2 separate regions of the Homo sapiens genome follow, and region 1 is linked to region 2. Evidence: chromatin contacts called from ENCODE Hi-C data. All regions are on one chromosome and are shown on one strand. Each heading gives the region's core, a stretch centred on a gene start or an enhancer-like site at or near the end of the contact. The rest is flanking DNA. Distances are from core to core; before and after follow the strand shown. Region 1 overlaps TCL6 (T cell leukemia/lymphoma 6). Region 2 overlaps CCDC88C (coiled-coil domain containing 88C).

What was found. A loop is a pair of places that touch in the nucleus more often than their neighbours do. Pooled maps may share reads with other maps.
Region 1: a map with no recorded cell type shows a loop between it and region 2 (9-fold over the local background). The contact joins two enhancer-like sites. A Hi-C loop is called at or near these places in 3 of 37 single-sample maps with no recorded cell type and 3 of 50 pooled maps.

Annotation. Positions count from the first base shown.
Region 1 is chr14:95,660,198-95,664,526 of GRCh38, reverse strand. TCL6 (T cell leukemia/lymphoma 6) reads right to left here. Exons shown (of 8, transcript NR_028288.2): 4 at 1,863-2,047. Among named protein-coding and RNA genes, the nearest start is that of TCL6, 10 kb to the right of the region's middle. RefSeq lists an enhancer at 1,177-1,256. Within about 2 kb of position 2,611, at least 6 of the 41 ENCODE cell types and tissues checked have a DNase peak (open chromatin) inside an H3K27ac peak, as active enhancers do.
Region 2 is chr14:91,372,048-91,376,359 of GRCh38, reverse strand. The region is part of intron 3 of CCDC88C (coiled-coil domain containing 88C); the gene reads left to right. LOC107984673 (a long non-coding RNA gene) reads right to left here. Exons shown (of 2, transcript XR_001750858.2): 2 at 2,109-3,724. Among named protein-coding and RNA genes, the nearest start is that of CCDC88C, 44 kb to the left of the region's middle. RefSeq lists enhancers at 187-859, 2,322-2,391, 3,995-4,312. Within about 2 kb of position 2,684, at least 12 of the 41 ENCODE cell types and tissues checked have a DNase peak (open chromatin) inside an H3K27ac peak, as active enhancers do.

The DNA of each region.
Region 1 (4,329 bases), core at 1,362-3,861, 4.3 Mb before region 2:
CCCTCGTGTGCTCCCACATGGCACAGATATTTGATGCTCAGAGCTGTGCCAGGCATCTTACAAAGGTGAAGGAAAGGAAAACTGTATAAATGGGGATGCCAGCTCAGTGCCCTGATCTGATGAACCAGTGCTGGAAGCTTCTGTTCAGGGATAAAAATAAGCCCTTCTTATTTCAGCTACATTGGCAGGCTTTCTGTTGCCTGCTGCTGAAACTCCTATCTGATGCACAGTGGCTGCCTGGTCCCCACAACTCCCTGATTTCTGCAAGACCAGGCCAGACACCAAGAACCTCCCATTCTGTCTCCATGCCAGAGGTCTGTGCCTAGTTGGTGCACTTCTGAATGCAATTAAAAAGCTTGTTTGAGGCCAGGTGCGGTGGCTCGTGCCTGTAATCCCAGCACTTTGGGAGGCCGAAGCAGGTGGATCACTTGGTCAGGAGTTCAAGACCAGCCTGGCCAACATGGTGAAACCTCGTCTCTACTAAAAATACAAAAATTAGCCTGGCATGGTGGTGGGCACCTGTAATCCCAGCTACTTGGGAGGCTGAGGCAGAAGAATCACTTGAACCCGGGAGGTGAAGGCTGCAGTGAGCCGAGATCGCGCCACTGCATTCCAGCCTGAGTGACAGAGCAAGACTCAGTCTCAAAAAAAAAAAAAAAAATGTGTTTGGTGCTCAGCCCAAATGTGGGACAGTCTGTTTCTATTTTATTTTCTCTCAATTGATTCCTTGTGAAAAGTTCTTAACCTGCTCTTTTAAAATACTCTGTGTCACCTCTCCCAAACAGCACAATCCAACAAGGTGCTGACACTGTTCCAAATTGCTGTCCACTTAAGATTAAAGTCCAAAAAGAAAGGGAGAAAATAAATCACAAGACATGAAACTGGCCTCACCACTGCTGTCCCCTCTTTGGCTCCACACACACTCTCAGACTTTCTGTTTCTGATTGCAGGTGTGTAGCTGGAAGGTGAACTGAGATAGCATGAAAACAGGTGGCATGGGCTGCAGAAAGAGCACTGGGGCAGGAAACCTGGATCCTGCGCTGCTCGGATGCACTTGGCTGTGTGACCTTGGACTTGGCCATCCACTCTCTGGGCTTCGGTTTTCTCCTGTGTTCAGGGAATTCTCACTAAGTCCTCTTCCCATTCTGCTCCTCTGTGAGTTGAGTGAGGATCTTTCTCTTTAATTTCAGCCTCCATCTTGTAAACCAAGAAGTATCTGAGACAGGTCTCAATCGATTTAGAGATTTGTTGTGCCAAGGTTAAGGACATGTCTGGAAGTAAAAAGACACGAAATCACAGAAACAGTCGCTAGTCTGTGCCTTTCTCCAAAGATGATTTTGAGGGCTTTGATATTTAAAGTGGAAAAGTAGGCTGGAGAGGAGAAAGGCAGTGTATGGTCACATGACTGAATCCACATGTTGCAAAGGAAACGGAGTAGGTAGGGGATAGTCAATTACGTATTTGTCTCATGCTCAATAAATCAGCAGTTTACGTAAGATAAGGTGAACATACAGTAGCTACCTGTGGAGCTATTTAACCTTTTATCTGTAGCTATCTACTTAGGAGCAAAAGGAAAGTCAGCTTCTTGCATGACTCAGCTTTTGGCTTTTTTTTTTTTTTTTTTTTTTTGCCTTTTTGGCATAGTGAACTGGGTTCTGAAGTTTTAGTTTTCCTTTCAGAACCTGCAGCTGCAGCTGTGTCCCATGAGTGTGGTAAGGCTTAGGGTGTTTTTGGAGATGAGCAGACCCAAGTTTTAATTCCAACTATGATGCCCAAATGCTAAGTTAATGTTGGACAAGTATTTAACCAATCTGATCTTCAGTTTGTCATCTGTGAATGCGGAACAATAATAATAATAATACCTTCTTTTGATAATTAGAGATAATGCATATGAGATATAAGCACAGAGCAGATGTTCCATGGCTGGTAAATATTCTCCCTCTTCCTCTTTGTGTGGTTGTCTGCTTGCTGTGTGTCTATGGAAGTCAGATGAGCATTTGCCCAGAGGTTGGTAGATGGAGCCCACAAGCTCATAAGAATAAAATAACTAGAATGGAAACAGAAAATTAGATGTTCCATATGTTGTAACTCATTTTTGGCTGGAAATTATAGAGACCTTGGTTGGGAGTGTCATTAGATACTTGGAAAGGATGGGCGATGATTAGCACAGGTGGCTGGAGATGAACTCCCTGAACCGGCCCTGACATCTTGTTAGAGAGAGAAAAGCTCACATAGGTGTGAGCCTAGAATTTCAGTTAATATGCATTTATTCTGTATCTTGTCATCACAAAGTTGAGTTTCGCAGTCTGCTAAGAAGAGCAAAGAACTTCCCAATAATATTGAAAGGTAATAGTCCTAAGGACCTTGAAAAGCTACATTTGTTAAGGAGTTTACTGTAGAATAGCATGCTTGTTCAGTAAAAGTGAAAAACCACCTTTGTCACAGGTGGTTGATTTCACCGGACAGCGCTGGCGATCATTAACCCACCATGACCTCCCACATTCGCCTTCAGTCACCTCCACCTGTTTTTGCCGGATGCAAAGTATCTGTTTGATGCCAGATAAGTATTTGTTTTGCAAATAAGAATAATGTGGCCGGACGCGGTGGCTTACGCCTGTAATCCCAACGCTTTGGGAGGCCAAGGCAGATCACCTGAGGTCAACAGTTCGAGACCAGCCTGGCCTACATGGCAAAACCCTGTCTCTACTAAAAATACAAAAAAGTTAGCTGGAGATGGTGGTGCACACCTGTAATCCCAGCCACTTGGGAGGCTGAGACAGGAGAATCGCTTGAACCCAGGAGGCAGAAGTTGCAGTGAACCGAAATGGTGCTACTGCACTCCAGCCTGGGTGACAGAGTGAGACCACATCTAAAAAAAAAAAAAAAAAAAAAAAAGTTTAAGTTCTAGATCTACAGATGATCCTGGATCGCCCACATAGGCCCTAAATGTCATCACAAATGTCCTTATAAGAGGGACAGAGGGACATCTGACTGCAGAAAAGGAAAGGCAACGTGAAGACGAAAGCAGAGGGAGATCTGAGGATGCTACACTACTGGCTTGGAAGAGAAGCAAGGGGGACGAAGGGCCAAGGAATGCAGCTCTCCAAGCTAGAAAAGTTCAGGAAGCAGATTCTCCCCTAAAGCCTCAGGAGAGAGCACAGCCCTACCTTGGTTTCAGCCCAGTGAAACTCGTTCTGCACCTTTGACCTCCAGAACTACCAGACAATGTTTGAAGGCACTCAGTTTGTGGGATTTGTTACAGCAGCCCTAGGAAGCTGACATCCCTGTTAAGGCTCAGCGTTGTTCCCAGACAGGGGACTGAGAGCAGGATCCATCCAGCGCTGCTCAGATCTTGCTGTTACCTTCAGGAGGTCCCAGGGAAGAGTTTGGAAAAGGGGAGGCTTTGGGTGTGGAATAGTTAAGTGACTTGTCATACAACCACACCAGAGGACGCTGTGTGGGTGTTAAAAATGACATCCCACAGAGCTTGGATGATGCAGGGAAATGCTTAGGATATAATGCCAAACAAAAAGAACAAGGAGGGAGTATACGTAGTAGAATTGGGCTGTGCTAAAAAGGGGGGCAAGTCCGGTCTGAGAGCAAACAAAACAAAATATTGCAAAATGTACCCAAGGGCTATCTCTGGCTGGGGGGACTCTGGCGACGGCTGTTTACATTGTACTCTTCTGTGTAGGGTCTCCTTTAGGAGGGCTCAGGGCTGCAGAGCAGCAGCCGCTAAGTGAGCAAGTTATAGCCAGAAGATTTTCAAATGTCAGCAGATTGGGAGCTCTGAGATAACATCGGAGACCTCCCAGCTGCTGCTGGAACCCTCAGGGTTGGACCATGGGAGGGGAGGAGGGGGAAGGAGAGAGTGTTGGAAGAACTAAGGAGGCAAGTTACAGACAATAATCTGCCAGCAGACAGGTTTTCTAACCCACCTTGCCTGTGGCTGCGGCACTGTTCTCTTTTTGCTGAGGGAAGTGGGGGATACGAGATGTTCGCCTTTCCCATTATCTAGGTCTCTGAATTATTGGGAAACACACATCTAGGCAAACAGCAGGCTCATTTTAGCGAGCACTATTTCACACTGCTGCCAGCTGGGGCTGGATGGGGCTGGCAGGCATGGCAGCCTCCCTGTCTCCAGACCTGGGCTGAGACTATGCCACTGATCCCAGGCTGGAAGGTGACTTCTATCTCCAAAAGAGCTGATCCTAGTTATCTTGTTCTCCACGTGGTTTGGACATGAAGAAGCCCAGGACTGGAGGAAGAGAGAGCAGTGCCGGCAGATCACTGGGTGAAGCTGTGTCTATCCGGTGCCACCGTGACTAA
Region 2 (4,312 bases), core at 1,435-3,934:
GAACACATGAGTGGATATAAAATCGAGGCAGTCATGAGTGTGCAAAGCGCAGAAGATGGCGACCAAGGTCAGGGAGCAGGAGCAGACAGCGCCCCCACCACCAGCCAGACATGCATATGCCCGGCGACGAGCACCTGGGTGTTTCAGGAGGCTCTGAGCTCACAGGAGAGAAGCCTGACCTATGATCGTCACCCTGTCCTGGGGGGCAGCAGCGGGAGTGACAAGTGTGGCCTTTCCTGGCTGCCACAGCCTAAAGGGTCCTCTGCGCCTGCCAGCTCCTCAGGTCTCCTCCGCAGATACATTTGGGCTGCTGGCTGTTGGCTGACTGGGTTCAAGCCTCTTCTCCTGTGAACTCGCGGGGCTGGAAGGTCTACGTTTCCAGCCCCAGCCTCGCCACTTGTAGTCATGTGACCCCAGGGCACATCCTTACTGTCTGTATCTCAGTTTATTCCTCTGTAAAATGGGCACAGTTACGGCACCTGCCCCATTGAACGCAAGAAGATGCATGCCTGCTGGAAAGGGTCAGATCAGAAGGAGACATTTGCCCCCCACTCGCCCTGAGGAGCCTCGCACAGGGAAGGTGCTCCGGGCACGGACAGGGTTGAGTCTCCCCTCATCTCGTGGCTTGGGCTGGAAGAGTCCACTTGCTGCCGAGGCAGGGCTGGCACAGACTGCCATCCTGCTTGGCTTGGCCATGGGAACAGCTGGTGAGGGTGCTTTTATTTGCCTGAAGTGTGGGCTCTCGGCCGGCCCTGCGGGGAAGCCAGAGCAGCTGGTCTGCCTCGTGAGCAGGTGCCGGGGCGGGTCTGTGCGCCTGCCCTTCCCTCCTTCCCCGAAAACGCTCTTTGATTCCGCTGCCCACCCCCCTCTTCCCCACCTCACCCACATCTGAAGAAAAGCTTCCCTACTTAAAGGAAAAAAGGAAGAATAAGCTTCATCTGATTTGATTTTTTTTGGAGTCCTCAGGTCGGAGCCTCACACAGCAGGGGTCCAGTTGGTCTAATTGAAGGGCATTGTTTCTGTCCCAGTCCTTTAGATTCAGGCTGTTCACACAGCCTGTCTCTCTCTCTCCCACATGCGCGCGCGCACACACACACACAGACACGCGCGCATGCTAACCCTGGGGCCTGTGGCCCTTCATTAGCTCATTTGGCAAATGATGGCTGAGCCCTGCTGTGTGCCAGGCCCTGGGAGAGCCCTGGGGAGCGAGACCGCCCAGATCACCACCCTCAGGAGCCCACAGCCCAAGAAGGAGACTCGAAGAGTAAGGCTGGTTTAGCAGAGGAAACTCAGTCTGTAGCTTCGTAACTAGTGAAGAGAGTTCCTGGTGTTTTGCCCACATCCCCTCGGCATGTTGTATACCACATACGTGTTACAGTGCCTGTCCCATTGGGCTCCGTAAGGGAGTGTCACCACATCTTCATTCCTGGCTCTGACAGGCACCATTGACCGATCTTGGCCCTCTTTGTCTCTGAGCCCAGATCTGGCCTCAGAATCCTTCTCAACACAGAACTCTAGGTAACCACTACCAGTCATCTGTGCCTGGAACCCAAGCTTAAACTACCCCTGGGATCACAGTGAGTTACTTGTGTGAGACTTCCTTGTGCCTCCTGAGGCTTCGGAATGAGCCTGACTGCAGAGACCACTGCAGATGCTGCCAGACTGTTGGAATGGCCTCAAAGGTCGGTTGGGCCACCCCAGGCTCTGTGCTCAGCAGGACTGCACGGCCTGTTCTGGCTGTAACCCCTTGCCCCTGGCTGTTCCCTCTGCCTGGGATTCTCCAGTTCCACCCGTCCACCTGGCTCACACCCTCCCTACACTCGCATTTTGTTCAGCTGACGATTCATCGAGGGCCCTCTTTGACCACCTGTCTGTAAGAGCTATGTTTTCTGTCACTTCCTCCTATGTTCCTTTATTTTGCTTCTTAACACACACATGTGACATATATTTACCTCTTTAGCCCTCTCATTTACTCCAATATTCCAAGCAATGAAAAATACCTATTGATCAAATGGACCTTGCATTAGCAGATACCTGGTGGACTTAACCCTGCTACTGCCTGCAAGAGTTAGGATGAGAGGTAATAGACACAGTGTGTCTAGCCAAGCTCCTGGTTTATGCAGCATGCTGATTTATTGCTGTTCGAAATAAAGTGTTCTTTACACTGTAGATGGGGGAGGGTGCGTTTAGTTGGAGGTCCCAAAAAGCCTCTGTTCTCACCAGAGCCTTCCTCCCCGCAGCCAGTTCCATTTAGCCAGCAGCTGGCAGGCATCTGCTGTGGGCCACACTGTGCAGAGCCCTGGGGGGATTCAGAGGTGAGCATGTTCCAGCATCTGCCCTGGGGACCCTGAGGATCTCAGTTCCCTGTGTGGGACTCAGGCAGGGACACGAGAGAGGGGCCTGGGGGCACTGATTGCTGAGGAAGTGATCATTGCCGGCGGAGGGGTTTGAGGAAGGCATTGGAGGCAAGTGTGGCTGGACAGAGAGGATTTTGTCAGGTGCGGGTGGGCAGGGGACCGGCTGGGCTGCCAGGTCACCTCCAACCCCTGCCCACCCCCCAACTTGGACAGCTGCTGCAAAGTTGATAACATCTTTTGAGATTTTCACTTCCTGCCGAGATATTAGTCATTAGAAACTTGTCACTTCTGAACCTTCCTCCTCCCCGGCTTTTCAACTGTGTCCCGATATGCCCTCCCCCAGTTTCCTGCTATAGAATACATTCTTGGTGATAGAATAGAGAGTTTCTTGCTCTCTAGATGAAGTCTGATCTTTTGCTGCAAACTCCTGTAATGAAAAGAGACCAGTTTGCATGAAATGTCTGCTCTGCTGTCTGTTTCCTCCAGAAAGCTTTTTTGGAGGAGCGAGTGGGGGCTAAGGAGGGGTAATTACAGTCTTATTTATCCATGCTGGAGACTCATGGTTCCCATGTGTGTAGAATTTTTCCTTCTCTTCATCCTTTGCTATTTGACCAGCACAAGTTCTGCTTGGCCCCAGGCAGATGTCACTGATGAACCGTGGCACACTTGCTCCCAGGGCCAGACCTGCCCCTAGTGTTCTCAGCATAGCGTCCAAGCCAGCTCTCTTGAGTCCAGACCACCATAGGGCACTGGTATCGTGTGTGTTTTTCTTGGCCCTCCTGAGGCCAGAGGGAGAAGAGAGAAGGTGGCCCCAGCAGATGTCCCAGCTCAGTTCTTCCTCCTTGGTCCTGAGCCCAGGGGCTGGGGACGGTTTGTGCATTCCTGGGGATCTCTAGAATGGACCCCACTCCTCGCACACACAGGTAGCTGGGACTGTCTTCCTTTATGGGCTCACTGTGGTGACTGTGGCTTCCTGTGTTTGCCCCCTGCAGAGCTGCCCTGTGTTGAAGCAGGAGGGAGGATGGTGTGTCGCCCCGGAGCATGTTGAGAGCACAGTGCCCAGCAAAACCTGACGGCTAGGAAAGGCCTCAGGTTCAGCCAGCACCTCCGGGGGCCTGACTTCATGCCAGGCACAGGCTTGATTGTCGCTAGGTTAAGTGATGCCTGCCTGCCCGGCCACCTGCCTTTCTGGCCACCTGGCAGGGCTTGATGCCGAGGCCCAGCAGCAACGTGGTGGTGGAGCCGGCAGAGGGGACTCCAAAGCTGCTGCTGTCACCGTTTAGATAACGTGCAGACAGGGCTGGGTCCAGACTCCCTGAACGGTGGTTCTGTGCACATCTGGTTCTCAGTTGTCCTTCATCGTGGGACTGTAGCCAGAGACACAAGATGGGGGCACCTTCTGTGTCTTCCTTTTCCTTTATTCCTAGCCCTCCCTGCACTAACACACGCCTCCCCCCCCCGCCCGCCCCCCCCCGCACCACTGCCATCTACCTGGATGTCACCTGCTCCTTGTTCTTTCCCATTTCAGCTTCCGGCCACCTCCTTCTTGGAGCTTTTCTGGATTCCCCGCTCTCCTCTGCTCCCAGTGCCCCCAGCTCAGGTGCCTGCCATCCCTCTGTTAGGGTGCCAGACTTGCTGGTGGGATTTGCTGGTGGGATCAGGCTGTGAGCTCCCCAGGACAGGGCCTGGCCCTATAGCAAACACCCTGGGCCCCTCACTGTCCCCCATCCCACAGGCTTTGTCCTCCTTGTCTTTGTTTCCTGGCTTTGAGGGTAGCAGTCTTGGCTTCATACCCTCCACCTCCCAACTGGCATGCCATCAGACACCCAGCAGGTGCCCGGGAAGTGTGGCATAAATGAGAGAGGGAATGGCTGCCCTTCCTCAAGGAGCTCTCCCTGCCCTCCAGATGCCTGCCCTGGGACACTGGACAAGGAGGCCTGGTCACTCGGGAGTGC